2 separate regions of the Mus musculus genome follow, and region 2 is linked to region 1. The links are chromatin loops, found by intact Hi-C in ENCODE. Cell type or tissue: left cerebral cortex. All regions are shown on one strand.

The links. A loop is a pair of places that touch in the nucleus more often than their neighbours do. Peaks named below come from ENCODE experiments on the same cell type or tissue, not always from the same donor. Only the 100,000 strongest peaks of a DNase experiment are listed, where the experiment ranks them.
Region 2: it touches region 1 in a loop (6-fold over the local background); 1 of 42 quality-filtered maps calls a loop at or near these places.

The regions. Positions count from the first base shown.
Region 1 is chr13:43,257,212-43,265,211 of GRCm38, reverse strand. The region is part of intron 1 of Gfod1 (glucose-fructose oxidoreductase domain containing 1); the gene reads left to right. LOC115488162 (a long non-coding RNA gene) reads left to right here. Exons shown (of 2, transcript XR_003950633.1): 1 at 1-8,000. Among named protein-coding and RNA genes, the nearest start is that of Gfod1, 43 kb to the left of the region's middle. In left cerebral cortex, a CTCF peak has its summit at 5,401 (motif pointing left); DNase peaks (open chromatin) are centred at 2,897, 3,619, 3,624, 3,745 and 1 more place; H3K27ac peaks cover 5,806 bases.
Region 2 is chr13:43,186,351-43,194,350 of GRCm38, reverse strand. It overlaps Gm40929 (a long non-coding RNA gene), which reads right to left. Exons shown (of 4, transcript XR_873309.3): 4 at 2,755-3,310. Among named protein-coding and RNA genes, the nearest start is that of Gm40929, 19 kb to the right of the region's middle. In left cerebral cortex, no CTCF peak of the experiment used is centred here; DNase peaks (open chromatin) are centred at 2,510 and 2,867; H3K27ac peaks cover 1,419 bases.

The DNA.
Region 1 (8,000 bases):
AACCTGCATTTTACAAAGGCAACAGAAAGTTCCCTGGAAATGGAGTATTTCCCCTGCCCCCTTTGGTAGTTTTGATGCAAACCCACACTCACAAAATTGGAGGTGAACTCCGATGGGAGGAGGCAGCGTATCGTTTTCCACAGGACATAGAATGTTCAGGAAGTTTTCCACAGGACATAGAATGTTCAGGAAGTTTTCTGTCCTTCTCTGGTCTTCACCCCTTAAGCACCTAGGAGGTCTTCTCACATTAAGCGCCAAGCCACCTCCTGGGGACTCCTTGTTTTTCGGGATGGACTGACCTTGATAGAGTCCCTGATCTTTCTGACCTCTTGTTCCTCATCGCTGACCTCCCAGCCCTTCTCCTTGACCTCACCAGGCCCAGGTAGTCAAGCCAGGATATTGCCTCAACCAGGCTTCTCCCGGACTATGTGTCCATTCCCTTCCTTCTAGACCTGTGGGTCATGCCGAGGGCCCAGCCAGCATCAACATCCCTTCTAAGGTTGGCGAGGTGGCTCAGTGAGTAAATAGCCTGCTACTCAAGCACAAGAGCCCCAGTTCAGATCTCATGGAATTGGGGTAGAGACAGGAAAACTAGTTAGAATGTACTAGTTAGTTGGTCTAGTCAAAACAAGTGAGCTCCAGGGTCTGTAAGTGACTCCTCTCAAGTAATAAGGTCGAGGATGATAGACAGAGAGATCGCAACATTATCCTCTGGCCTCTATATGCACATACATGTGTTTACACATAGATACAGCACACACATATACAAACATGTACACACAAAGCCCTTCCCATGTCTAGGGTTAGGAGCATCCGGCAAAGGAGATTTTGAACATTAGATTAAACCTCATTTTTGTTCCTCATTTGTGTTCCCAGGGGAATGACCCTGAACTTATTTCAAGCCCTCCTTCCCCCCTCCCCAACTCCCGTTTCTGAGAAACTTTACTATTAACAATCTGTCCAGGATTGCCACAGGTGGTCCCCAAGTGTGGTCATCACAGCCTCACATCAGATTGGACCAGCCACAGGTCCGACAATGTCAAGCTGTGGCAAGATGACTACCCGTCTTGGGATTAGGGATTCACCCATGTGGCTTGCACAGGTCTGCTTGTAGGTGTGAGACCTGGCTACTGGTGCACAGTTCCCTTTGCTAACCAATAGGCCGAGCCCCCTGTGCTTAAATCCTGAAAAAAGTGGTCTGCTGGACACTTACTTTCCATTAGGGAGTCAGGACTCCAGGGATGGTTCAAGCAGAACAGACCCACAATAACAGCTCCAGGAAACAAGTCTGTAATATGAGAGTTGGATCTGTGACAAACCAACTGGGTAGAGAGTCCTCCACACTCCTGGTCACGTGTAAGAGCTGGGAGAACTGAGCCATCCTGTGAGTGGTTGCGAGTGGATTCTTAGTCACTGCCTGCTCTAATAGGAATGTCGGCTTTGTTAGGGGTTAGGACTGTGGGGCTGGAGCTAGAGCTCTGTTGGTAGAGCCCTTGCCTAGAACGCATGAAGCTCTGGGTTCGGTTCCCCAGCACTTTTGAAAACTGGGTGGGGAAACACCTGGAACTGACGTCAGTAAGGAAATCATGGCCCAGCTGGGCATTCTAGAACATGGAGGGAGGTGTCTGGAACAGAATTGCTTAGAGGGTGGTAGTGGTGGCAGGATATGTGTATATACATGCGCACACACACACACACACACAGACACACATACACCTGCCTGCCTGCCCTTCTGCTTCACTCTGGGGGTCGCTGGAGGATTGTTTAGCAGCCCCATAACTATGAATGCTTCAGAGTTCAGCCTTATGTACATTGGGAAGTGTTATTTCTGCAAGACCATGAAGGAGCAAGTGTAAGTGTCTCTCTGTTAAGCATACTTCAGGTAGTAGCCATGACTTTTGACTTCACCATAGAGTTGCTCAGCAATGCTCTAGGGACTCATGGGAATTCTGTTGGGGGATGGGGATTTGAGCCCAGAGTGGCAAGGACTGTTGACAATCATTCCAGCTCTCATATTATTTTTTGTGGACCACAAGAAACCAAGTCTCAATACAGATAGTCTGGCTTAATGGTTCTACCTAGTGATTTTTTTTTAAAAGCTTTACTATGTAGGAAGGCAGTATGCATTTCGTAAGAAGCATCCTTACAATCATGGTGTGTAGTCTTCTCCAGGTAGTGTTAAGTGCTCCGAGTCTCTCTTGTGATGCTGAGCCATGGTAGCAAACAAACAAAGCTCCTGGTCAACCCCACAACCTTAACTCTGCAGGATCATCTTTTCAGGGTCTAAGCTAGAATGTTTTCTAGGCTAGGTACCCTAAATGGTGCACTTCAGGGCTTAGGAGGCTATTTTGTTTATAAATGATTTTCTGGGGTAGGACATAAGCTCACTGTAGGCTGAGGAATGTCTTGTTGATTCCCCAGGCAATTCCTTTTTTTGCTTACAGTTTGGTCCAAGTTGCCCCCAGTTGCCCCGATGTTTGACTCTCCAAGGTCAGAAGGAATCACTCCACCAGGCCTTGTATCCCAGCATTTAAAATTAGCCCTGCTGTAGAGAGACTTTGGCTCACTCTCCACAGGCGGGGAGCTTGGTGCCCAGAGCCTATCAGAGGGACAACCAGGCTCTCATGTCCAACCCTAGGTAGATGCCATCACCTCCCATGGTTGCACTGACAGATTGTATATTCCAGGGCAGTTTAGTATCAGAAGTCACTGTCTTTGCCCGTAATCGCCCGAGGATGTGTTGAACATCACAGCCAAATATGAACAGCATTCAGGGAGGCAGCAGACACTGCCTCTCTTGGCATCTCTGAGGAAGGCTGCGTGTTGCTATGGCATTTGGAAACTTCCATTTCCTTTTTAGAATCGTTCTCAATATCCTTATTTGGTGGACGACCAATGAGACCAAAAACAGTGAGGGGGTGGGGACTTGAGCCCCGTCCCCCCGCCCCCTTCCTCCAAGTGACTAACAGGTGCAGGTGGCAGAGTCAGAGTGGATATGCTGGACAAAGGCGTGACTCACATCCTGGGTGGGATGGAGTGGGATGCTGTGAGATTTCGTCATAGCACACAATTTAAAACTCACATAAATTGTTTATTTCTGGAATTTTCCATGTAATATCTTTGGACTGTGGTTAGCCATGAATATTGAAACTGCAGAAATCAAGTTCAGATACAAGGGCCTACCATGTTTCTGTATATTCCTCCCCCTCCTCCTCCTCCTCCTCGTCCTCTTCCTCCTCCTCTTCAAGATGGAATGCACTTATCCCCTGCCTCAGGTCCTCTGTGCTTCTTCAACTAGCTGACCTTGTCTGCTGCTGAAATAGGACTTAGCTTGTGACATTGGCTCATGTACGTTGTTGCATGCACCTTTTCCCCTCACCTATTTCATGCCTTCCGAGTGACTTTGCCCAGAAGACTCGTACATACTGGCTAGAATGCATTCAGCCATAAAGAAGTAGCAATTCCTGCCATGTGTGGCGATGTGGACAGCAGACATGACCGTAGGTCCAGTAAAGTCAACTAGGCACAGAAAGAGATAGACCACCTGACCTAATGTGTAAAAACTTAAGAGTTGGGCTGGGCGTGTGGCTTAGCTATGGGGGTGTGGCTTAGCTATAGAGCTTGGGTGTGGCTTAGCTATGGGGGTGTGGCTTAGCTATAGAGCTTGGGTGTGGCTTAGCTATAGGGTGTGGCTTAGCTGTAGAGCTGGGGTGTGACTTTGCTGTAAAGCTGGGGGTGTGGCTTAGCTATAGGGGGTGTGGCTTAGCTATAGAGCTTGGGTGTGGCTTAGCTGTAGAGCTGGGGTGTGGCTTTGCTGTAAAGCTGGGGATGTGGCTTAGCTATAAGGGTGTGGCTTAGCTGTAGAGCGTTTGCTTCAGCAGGCACAAAGTCCTGCTTTCAATTCCACGAGAAAAATAAAAAAGTGAAAAACCTTTCCAGAAGCTGGGGAGAGGCATAGGATGGTTTTCCTTTCATATCTCCCAAGAAGAATTTGACGGGCCCACATTGACTCTTAGATCTCCAGGTTCTAGCACTGTGAGGCTGTGGTACTTTGTCCCAGCAGCCCTTGCCAACCATCACGTCTTCGATCTTGAATCTTCTCTGGTCCTTCCTAATGGCGATTAAATCAGTGAACTTTAAGCATCTTAAAATGCTTAACGTTCTAGCACACGGCTTCCAACAATCTTCCTTTCAGAGTTTGTTCCTCATCTTTGCCACCTAATGCTGGATGGCCCCAGAGTGCTGGAAGTTGCTTCCCCTTCGGGCAGCTAGAAGGTGAACAGAGAAATGTCTGGTGATGATAAGGGATGTGCAATAGCCGGTGGTGACATGATAAAAAGACTTGGCATGCACATGTGGTTTCTGATGGCATATCAGACTTCTGTTTCTTAGAATCCTACTTTCTTGTTCTGGTTTGAATCTGAAATGCTCCACCCCCCACCCCCACCCCCTGCAGCCCCCAACAGGCTCATGTTTTGAATGTTCATCCCCTCCAGCTGATGGCACTATAATAGGAGGCTGGGAGAGTTTGGGGAGCTTGAGCATGCATGGTAGAAGCTGTTTACTCAGGGTATGTCTTTGAAGGCCATAACTTAGTACCTGGTTCTGGCATGGTCTCTGCCTCCTGGTCGGTTATGAGGTGAATGGTTTCCATGACATATTCTGCTGCATTATACTGATGCCACAGACCCAGTCTCTCTCTACCATGTCCTTTCTAGCATGGTGGATGAAAATCTCCTAAAACCACAAGCCTAAATAAGTTCTCTAGAGAACTAGTTCTATAAAGTATGTGGGCCAGACCATGGGCAACTAAAGTACAGGGTTCCCTTCCAGACACACACATGTATATTTGCTGAGTAGATGTGGTCCACTGCCCATGGCAGGCGTGTGTCCGACAGACAGCATTGTTTAAGTAGGTCACCATGATGGGCCAGGGAGATGGCTCCATTAATAAAGTGCTTGCCAAAGAAGCACCAGGAGCTGTGTTTGATCCCCCAAACCCATGTAAAGCTAGGCACGCTGTCACACATGTGTGATGTTAGTGCTAGGGAAGTAGGGACAGTTGGGTCTCTGGGACTGGCTGGCTGGCTAGCCTAGGCTACTGAGTGAGATCCAGGCCAGTGGGAGTTCTTGTCTTAAAAGCAAAGATGAAGAATGCCTGAGGAATGTCGCCTAAGCTTGTCCCCTCGCCTCCATGGCCGTGTACATACACATGCACGCACACCTTTGCACACACACAGGTACTCACATGACTGCATACATGCACGCTCACAGAAACATTATCGTGAGGGCTGGAGAGATGGCTCAGCAGTTAAAGAGCATCGGCTGCTTTTCTGAAGGTCCTGAGTTCAAACCCCAGCAACCACATGGTGGCTCACAACCACCTATAAGGAGATCTGACGCCCTCTTCTGGATTGTCTGAAGATAGCAACAGTGTACTTACATATAAATAAATAAATATCTTTAAAAAAAATCTTGGAAGGAAGGAAGGAGGGAAGGAAGGAAAGAAGTCATTGTGAGGCTCAGATGGCCATAGCCAGACCCTTGGCTACTATTCCCCCCACTTCCTGGCCTGGTCTGGCTGTACCTGCATCCCAGGTTCTTCCTGGGCCGAATGGCTTCCTTCCTCAGAAGGCCCGTCCTTCCTGCACTGCAGCAGATTCCAGCTTCCACACAGGATGGCAGTGTCATCAAATCAGCTCCCCATCTGACCCTAACCTCACACCTTGCTTCTCTGATTCCTCTGGTCCTGCACGGCCAGTTAGCATGGCAGTTCTTGGGGCAGAGTTTTGGATGCCTCAGCAAATGCACACATGTTTGAGCTACTTATTGGTTTAGTTATTCATTTATCTAATTATTCATTTGTAAATCTATTTATTGGTTTATTTATTATTTAGGTTAAGGACAGGGTCTTGCTCTGTAGAGTTCTGGCTGATCTGGAACTTTCTATGTAGCTCAGACTGATCTGCAACTCAGAGATCCACCTGCCTTTGCCTCCTGAGTGCTGGGACTAAAGGTATGTGCCAACACACTTGGCCCATGTTTGACCATTTTGCATATAATTTGAAATAGATTCCACTGATGATTCAAGTCTTTGATAGGCCTGTCTCTGCTAGACTGGAGTCTTATGGCTGTGGCATCTTTAGTCTCTGGTTTGTGGCCTGATTGGGCCGGGAACACAGCTGAGCTTTTCAGCAAAGTGGACAGTAGGCACAGAGTCCAGCATGGTGGCTTTGATCCCCTCTTCTTCCTGTCCTCGCCCTCATCACTTCTGCTTTACCCCGTCAAGCAAACATAGCTCCAGCCTCCCTTCTGTCACCTAGCACTCCTCCCCTCCTCCTGCTTCTCCTCTTCCTCTCCCTCCTCCTCCTCCTCCTCTTGCCCCTCCTCTTCTTCAGGAAGAGTCTCATTGGAACACACACTGGCCTTAAACTCATCATACAGTTGAGGATAACTTTGAGCCCCTGGTCCTCCTCCTCACCTGCACACATCTTCTAACATGGCTTCCATTTCTGCCACTCTCAAGAGATGCTGTCTTGAGTGATCAGATCCACACAGTGGTGTGAAGCTCCAGAGGGTCACATGCTCTGCTGAGGGACATATGGACACACCTGTGGCCTGACATTGCTGGTCCCTTTAAGCTCAGACATGTGTTTGAGATGTTGTCCAGAGCCATGAGGATTCCTTGCTGTAGACTAAACCTCTTGATTCTGTAAAAAATACCCCACAAGGATGCTGCTGTTTATTTTAAAGCAGGCCGGGGTAGCGAGAGTCCAGACCCTGCTCTCTCCCCCTCCTGCTCTTTGGCTGTAATAGTCTTTTCTTGATTTCTGAGCCATGGATTTGAGACTACAGAAACCAGTCACTGCTAAAGGACATGAGATACATGCCCTTGGTTCTGAAATATATGCAGCAACAGCTTAGACCATTTTAATTCTGTGACTATTTGAATATAGGGACAAATCAGGCAGGATCTTGGTCTCTTCAGATTAAGAGCACAACGCAAGCACAGAGCATCACTAAGGCGGCCGAAAGGGAGAGAGCACAGCCAGGGTGACCTGGAGATCTCATTTCGATGCATATTATTTCCTCTTCACTCAAATGTGAGAAGAAATGGTCCTCAACCATTCCTCAACCAGACTGTCAGGGAGTCTGGCCCCTGGGAGGACAGGATCTGCTGTGTGTCTGCTAAGATCGGAAAGCTGCCAGCCAGGGACACTGGAATGTGAGCTGCTGTCCCCTCTACTCACCCGTGCCACCTGTGGCAGCTGCTGAGCCTACTGCTTTTACTGTGATTAGTTTCTGTTCACGTTTGCAGGTGTCCCCATGTCACCCTGTAACTGACAGCAGTGCTGTCATAGCAGGATTGATATTTGAATTATAATCAAGATATATATATACACACACACATACATACATGCATACATACATTCATGTATATATCTGACCTTTTCCTCCTGACAAAGTTATTATGTATATATATATATAATGTATATATGTATTATTGTGTATATATGTATATGTATATATGTATTATTATGTATATATGTATATATGTATTATTATGTATATATGTATGTATATATTATGTATACATACACATTATTATGTACATGTGTGTATATATATGTATATATATGTGTATATACATATATATGTATATGTGTGTATATATACATATATATACATACACATACACACACACACACACACACACACACACACATATATATTACCTCCATCACTTGTTAAAAGCTGTCTCTTCTCCAATCACCATCTTACTCCTCCAGTCTAGAGGGAGCTTTGCTTCTTTGAGCAGCCTCTCCCCTTTGTCCCATCCCTCCTCTTATCCCCCAGCCTCTGGGAACACCCTTTCTACTCTTCCTAGGAGGCTGACTCACTGTAACCTCACCTGTAAGCACTGTATATGTCTTTTGGGGTTTGGCTGTGTCACTTAGTTTTATGTCCCTTAATTCATCCACTCATATTGTCTTGAGTAT
Region 2 (8,000 bases), 71 kb after region 1:
TGTCAACATAATGGACTCTGCAACATTTGGACTTCGGGTTTTCAGATTAGAGATGCTCGACCATTATTCACGTATCCCCAAATCCCACCAAATCAGAAGGTGAAGCAAGAATCTCTAGACTCAGAAATACACAGGCTCAGGTGGGGACAAGGCATGCTCAATCTGTTCTGCGTCTTGTGGAATCATGGATTGGGATGGCTTCCAGGCTCCTGGCGACTGCTCAATGCAATGGCCGGTGACTGCTCAATGCAATGGCCGGTTTCTCAGCATGCCATCTAGGCTCCTCATGGGTCAAGAGAACTTCACATATCCTCTCATGTCTGTCTGTCAACGCATCCCAACCCATAAACAGACCCACCTTCTAGTTTCCCTTCCTTTTTTTTTTTCTGGCAGTCTGTACATAGTGAGTTTGAGTACCTGTCCTGAAACTCACTATGCAACCAAGTAAATTTACTTGCCTCTGCCTCTCAAGTGCTGGGATTTTGTTTAGTGTTGTTTTAAATCTCATGTATTTTAGAACCTATCATGACAAGTCTGGTTGGCTCCATTTGAAAAACGAAATGACTGACGTATTTTATGATGAATTACATGTATGCAAAGTATGAAGAAATTTTATTAAGGTGGGAGAAATAGCATCGCCTTAATGTAAGCAATAAGGTCCCACTAACTGAGCCACATCTGCCTTGTTCTTTCCCTGAGTGGGAAAGGTCCCTTTGCCTGGGGCTCTCTGGACTTTGCTCCCATTGAAAGACGGTTCAAGAGATCTAGATGAGACAGAAAGGACACACCCTTCCACAGGGTTGGCGCCAAGTCACAAACACACACAGCTTTGCAGCTCGCTAGAACCAAACACTGCTCTAAGAAATCGGTGCCAGTTAAAGCCCTTCAAATGCCTTTGCCTGCTTGTTCAAGTCAGGCTTCCTTTGACTGTTATCTCTCAGTCTGCATCTGCTGGGTAAATTCCTGAGGGGTGACTTCAGCGATGACTGAGGCTCAACCACAGGTCTGCAAGATAACGCCACGGAATCTGACCTGGTTGCTTGGGCTTCCTCTCAAATGTTGTACTAATTACAGAAATACCTTTATCTGCTAATTACATACAGATCAAACCACACTCTTTCCCTCTAGCCATCTGTGAAAATAGGATAAGTCACTCAAGGGAGGCTTTCTCAGGCAATTATAGTCCCTTGGTATCCAAGGGGGGATTTGATCCAGCATCCACACATGCGCTTAAGCCCATGGATGCTCAGGTCCCCTCTGTAAAATGGAGGGTATACCACAGCACCTACACGGTCCTCCCATAAACGTTAAATCATCTCTGGGTTATTTATACCAACCCTGGGTGGGTGAGACAGCTTGGTGGGTGAAGGTCTTACTGCTAAGCCGGACAACCAGAGTTTGATCTTTGACAGATCATGGATGGAAGGAGGAGAAAGCCAGCTTTCAAGGGTTGTCCTCTGACCTCCATATGCATGTGTGGCACCCACCCACATCCCCCCAAATGTTTTAAAATACCAAGTCCAATGTCAAGGCAACGTAAATGCAGTTAAACTTATTGTAGTCTGTAATGTCAGCCCCAATTTCATGATGTTTTTACAAACCTTCAGTCAGCAACTCAAAACAACAGTTTTTACAATCAAGAATTCTTATTACAATACAACCCAAAGGCCAGGTAGTGGTGGTGAATGCCTTTAATCCCAGCCCTTGGGAGGCAGAGGCAGGTGGATTTCTGAGTTCGAGGCCAGCATGGTCTACAGCGTGAGTTCCAGGACAGCCAGAGCTACACAGATAAATCCTATCTCGAAACAAAAACAAAAAAACCAAAAACAACAACAAAACAAAAAACAAAACCAAGAGGGACCCTAAGGTGATGGGGGGGGGGTGCTTGTGTACAAAGTTAAGGCTTAGTAAAACCACCCCAAGCCACTAATAAAGAACGAAAGAGTCTCGATCAGGGCTAGGTTAGGGTAAGGCTAGAGACCCACTTGGGAAGGGTTAATCATAATTGCTTCAGATACTCCACCAGCAAGGACGAAGCAGATCTATGACCCGGTGTCATGCAGTCAGCCTAAAGACCCACTATGTTCTTGGGTTTCATCTGGGACAAGTTCACCAACAGATGAAGTGGCTTTTAAGTGTGCTAAGCTAACTTGATACTCAGGTTCCTGGCACAAAGCAGGAGACAGAACTGGCCCCGGAATAGCAGCTGTGTGGAAATCCAGCTGTGAAGGGACAACATGTAGCAGGTCACAAAGGAGGTGGGAGGGAAAAGAGGGCGGGGCTGGCCATAACAGGGACGGTAAGGGGAAGAGAGGGCAGCCGCAAAAGGATTGGAGCATGTCAAGGGTAAGAATAGATGAAAGGGAGAAAACGGATGTAAGGGCCAGAGAGCTGGGCATCCAAGATAACGGAAGGCTATGCAGATAAGCGAACTCACATGAGCTACGCGGGAGCTACGTGGGACGTGGGAGAGGAGCTATTTGCGGCCGACAGCCTTTAATCTGTGATTCAAGAACAGCCTGTATGAGGAGGACAGCGGTGAGAAAGAATGGAGGAGGAGTTTCTGCAGGAAGTTTATGAAATCTGGCTGTCCAAAGCTAGCAAGCTGTTGGCAGTTGCTGAAAGAAATGTTCTATGTCTACCACTGTGTTTTAAGTAAGTGCCATCTCTTGGGTCCCTCCTTTCTTGGTGCTTTTCCCATTTGCAAATCGCCCCCCCCCTTCAGCCTCCCCCCCCCCAAAGATACAAAAGCCTCTACTTCACCCTCTCCTGTCACCTGTCCTGGATCTTTTGGCCCCTTACCACTCAGTGTGTGCCATTTATCTTTTGGCATACACAGGGCCTCTTTGCCCTTCTCAGCAGCCAGAGAACCTGTCATTCCAGTCTCCTTTCTCTTCCTACACGAGAATGTTTCTGTGGAAGTTCCCAGCATAGCCTGCCTGACCCACAGAGCTGGAAGCTCAACAGGGGAGTCTCTGGCTTCTTATCCCTGGGACTCCCTAACCCATTCTGTGGGTCAGATCTGGATCTCCTGCCTTGCTGGATTTCCTGTGACATCCAGGTTCTCCTTTACTTTCGAGCAGCCTCTCTTTCTTGCTTATATCTGTCCGTCCATCCATCCTGCCATTGGACCCACCATGCATCCAAACCATCCATGCAGACTGAGTGCTTTTCAGTCATTTTTGTTTCCTGGTCACCTGACACATGCTGTATCCCCTTCACTTCATCTCCTGCCGATCGATGATGGGTCTCCTCCCCGGCCTCCTTAGCCTCTTTCCCTTTCCCCGTCCTCTTGAAGACATGATTAGCTCTGTAAGAAGAGATGAATGCTAATACTCTGACTCTTGGAGAGAATATGTACCCACTTTCAACAACAGACTGATGAAGAACCCAAAGCTATCGTAACATAAAGCAGCAAAGAATGCTAGGGTTAAATTATACTATAGACTAAACAAACCAGCCATTTACAGGACATTACACTCTGCTGCTTCTCACACATTTGCCTAAGACTAAGCATGGTACAACACATGACATCCAAGAGCTGTGGAATGTATATTCTTCTCATCACACAGGGAACATTGTCTAGCACAGACTACTTTAGGCCACAAAATAAGTCTCAAAAATTAAACAAGTAAAATCTTATAACCAAAGTATGTTAATACATGAAATATCACAATTAAATGTATAAGTTTATAATGTACAATTTTTATAAGGATGTACAAATAACAAGGTACACATGAAAATACTTAAAATGAGGAAGAGGCCGATGGTGAGGAGAAGTATACACCTCCTCTGTTAGGAATAGCAGAGAAATACTAGAAACTGGGAACAAGGGGAACGGTAGCAACTACAGTTTCCTACTATAAACCCTGTTGTATCACAGGGATGTTTTAAAATGCTGCCCTGTGAAGATCTTTGAGCTATTCAGTGTATGAATTTGTAACTTTATATGCCTCCTCTGTTAGTGATAGTAGAATAGTACTAGAAACTGGGAACAAGGGGAACTTTAGAAACTGTACAAGGGAACTAGGTATGTTCTCTTGAATAATTAATAGAGCAATGAAGAAATCAAAAGGATAAAAGGGTTTTTGTTGTTGTTGTTGCTTTGTCAAGACAGGGTTTCTCTGTATAGCCCTGGCTGACCTGGAACTCACTTTGTAGACCAGGCTGGCCTCGAACTCAGAAATCCGCCTGCCTCTGCCTCTGCCTCCCAAGTGCTGGGATTAAAGGCATGCGCCACCACACCCGGCAGGAAAAAAGTTTTAATTAAACCAAATATAAATACACAAGCAGGTCCCTAATAACCATTCAAGGCAGTAATAAATCTCCCTAAATCTTTCAAAAGTTACCCCCAATGCTCCCCAAACTGTTTCTTAAACTAAAAGGAGAAGGGACACCATCAAACCCATTCTATGGAACCACAATTGCCCTGATAGCAAAGCTGGATGAGGATACAAGAAAGAAGGAAAACTATGTGACAGTTTCTCCAGTGAATGAAGATGCAGAAGTTCACGATAAGATCTTGTGAGCCAAATGCAGTACTGCATTAAGATCATGCACTATGAACAGATGGCTTTGTTCCAGAGACACGAGATTGACTCGACGTACACAAATCAGTAAATGAAACCCAGCATGTAAATAAGCTTAAGGTTAGAAATTACCTGGTCATCTCACAGCAGAAAAGGCATTTGACAAAGTTCTACATCCCTTCATAGTAAAAAGCCTCCGAAGGACCAGAGAAATGGCTCGGTAGTTAGGAACACTGGCTGCTCTTCTAGGGACTTGGGTTCAATTCCCAGCACTGACATGGTGGCTTGTAATTGTTCCAGTCCCAGGGATCTAATGCCCTCTTCTGCCCCCCCACCCCCAGCACTGTATGCATATGATGCACAGATATACATACAGCCAAAATACCCATAGACATAAAAATTTTAAAAAGATTTAAAATGGCTTCAAGAAACTAGGAATAAAAAGAAGAAATCTCAACACAATAAAGGTCACACATGACAAAGCGGTAGCCAACACTAATGGTAAACACAGAGCAGGTCCTCTAATGCAGGGAAAAGTCAGGGGGTCAGTCTTGCCACTCTTTAAATATAGCACTCAAAGCCTTAGAGCGATGCTACAAGAAATACAAGGGATGCAAGTGGGAAAACAAGTCATATTATCCCTATTTGCAGAGCACACAATTCTTATATTTCAAATACTCTTACAGATTCTAAAATCAAACTCATGAATATGATAAGTGCTTTCAGCCAGATGGTAAGATACAACAGGAGAGGAAAGTAGTTTTTCTACAAAAAAAGTTGCTGAGAAAGGAATCAGGAAAAAAAGTCCACTCACAGTTGCTAAACTAACAAACAACAACAACAACAACAACAACAAAAAAAAAAAAAAAAAAAAGAAAGAAAGAAAAAGAAAGACAAACACAAACCAGCCAAATCCACCCAAACCTCTAGCAACTAACCTAACCAGAGACATAAAAATCTTTTAAACATGTTTTTAAAAATATTCTGTGTACGTGTGTTTTCTCTGCATGTGTGTCTGTACACACTGTGCCTGATGCCTGCAGAGACCAGAAGAGGGTGTTAGATCTCTTAGAAGTAGAATTTCAGATGGCTGTTAGCCATGTAGGGGCTAGCAATTGAACCCCAGTCCTCTGGAAGTGCTCCCAACTGCTGAGCCAACTCCCAGCCTGGCAGGAAAAAGACTTTCATACTGAGACCTTACAGACAGTGAAAAAAAATATCAGAGCAGAGACTAAAAGATGTGGGAAAACCTCACATGCTCATGGATTTGGCAGAAATAGTATTGTGAAAATTATTGTATGTCCAAAAGTAATCTCCATGAAAATCCTAATGACATTCTTCACAGAAGTAGGGGGGAAAAAATCCTAAAGTTCACAGGGAAGTACACGCGATCCTGGCTAGCCGAAGAAATCCTAGGTAGAAAGAAGGCATCGCAATGCCTGATCTCAAAATACAATACAGAGCCATAGTAACAAAACACAGCACTGGCGTAAACACAGACATACTGATCAGTGGAACAGAACAGAGTACCCACAAATAAGCTCACACTGTGGTCACCATCACATTCTGTCAAACAAAGCTGTCAACACTGGAGGACCACCAAGCCGGACAACCTGAATTTGATCCCTGCGACCCACGTGGTTGAAGGAGAGAACCAACTAGCTCCCTCCTTCATGTTGTCTTCCGACCTCTGCATGCATGCTGTGGCATGCCATGGCATACACACCCTCACACACACACTCAGAAAATAACTTAATAAATTTAAACATTCTTACAAAACAAAAGGAGCCTCTGAAACAAATGGTGCTAGGAACATGGGTAGTCCAAGGTCGAAGAATGAAGCCAGATGTGTGGTTCATGGGTTTGAATGCTTGGCCTTAGGGAGTGGCACTATTAGGAGGTGTGGTTGTATTGGAAGAGGTGTGGCCTTGTTAGAGGAAGTGTGTCACTGGGGAGGCGGACTTTGAGGTCATATACGCTCAATCTATATCCAGTGATACAGTCACCTGCTAGGTGCAGATCAATATGTAGAACTCTGGGCTTCTCCAGAACCATGTCTGCCTGCACGCTGTTATGCTTCCTGCCATGACAGTAATGGACTGAACCTCTGAAACTGTAAACCAGCACCAATTAAATGATAATTAAATTAAAGAGTTGCTGTGGTCACGGTGTCTGTTCACAGCAATTAAATCCTAACTAAGACACATGGATCTCTCACCTTGCACACAAATCCATTCACAACTGATCAAAGACCTTAATGTAAGACCCAGGATGTTGAAAATAGCTAGAGGAATAGGATTGGGAAATACTTAAAGACATAGGCAATGGCCAGGATGGTCTGAAAGGGACTGTATAGGAAAAAAAGCAGTGTCAACAGTTAACACACAGTATTTATGAGACTAAAAGGATTTCACATAGTAAAGGAAACTTCCAGAAGAGAGAGCCCACAGAATGGGAGAAAACCTTTTCCAACTATGCATCAGACAAGGAATTAATATCTGGGATACGTAAAAAGCTGTAAAAGTGAAACAGAACCATCTGGTCAATAAATGAACCGGTGAGCTAAGGAGACAGCTCTCAAGAGAAGAACGAGCAATGGTCAATAGATACTTTTTAAAGTGTCCAGCGCCCTCAGCCATCAGGGAAATGAAAACTGAGCCTGCTCTCAGAGTCCATCCCACCCCAGTCAGAATGACTGAAATATCAAATGACAACACATACCGAGGAGGACACGGGGAGGAGGAGCCCTGATTGCCTGCTGGGGGCACATAAGCTTGTGCAGCCATTGTGGAGATAGATGGAGATTCCTCAAAAAGTCGAAAATAGGACCACAGGACGCATCTGTGCCCAGAGGACTCTTAAGTTGGCACAGCTCAGAGATACTTGAACATCCATGTTACCTGCTGCACTGCTCACAATAGTAAGGAAATGAAACCAAAAATCATGGTACTTACACACAGTGGGATGTTATGTACCCATAAAGGAAATTCTAATCATAGCATCTGCTGGAAAATGGATGGAAATGGGCATCACTGTTTTCAGAGAAACAAGCCAGACTCAGAAGGATAGATGGCATTTTCTTTTCTGCATAGACTCTAGATTTACAGTTATACGTATTGGTGTTGGTATGTGTGTATGTTGTACATGGGTGTGAGTAAGCATGTGTGTGTATAGGTCACAAAACTTGAAAGAGGATTACAAAATGAGAGGAAGAGATCTTTTAAAGAATTGGGGGCTGATTTGAGCTATGTTATATTTTTATGTGCTTAAGTGTTTTGCCTGTGTGTATGTCTGTGCATCACAAGCATGCAGTATCCATGGAGGCCAGATGAAGTGTTGGGTCTCCTTGAGACTGGAGTTCTAGAAGGTTATGAGTTACCATGTGTGTGCTGGAGATCCAACCTGGGGTCCTCTCAAAGAGCAGTCAGTACTCTTAACTGCTGAAGCCATCTTGCCAGGAAAAGAACTTAA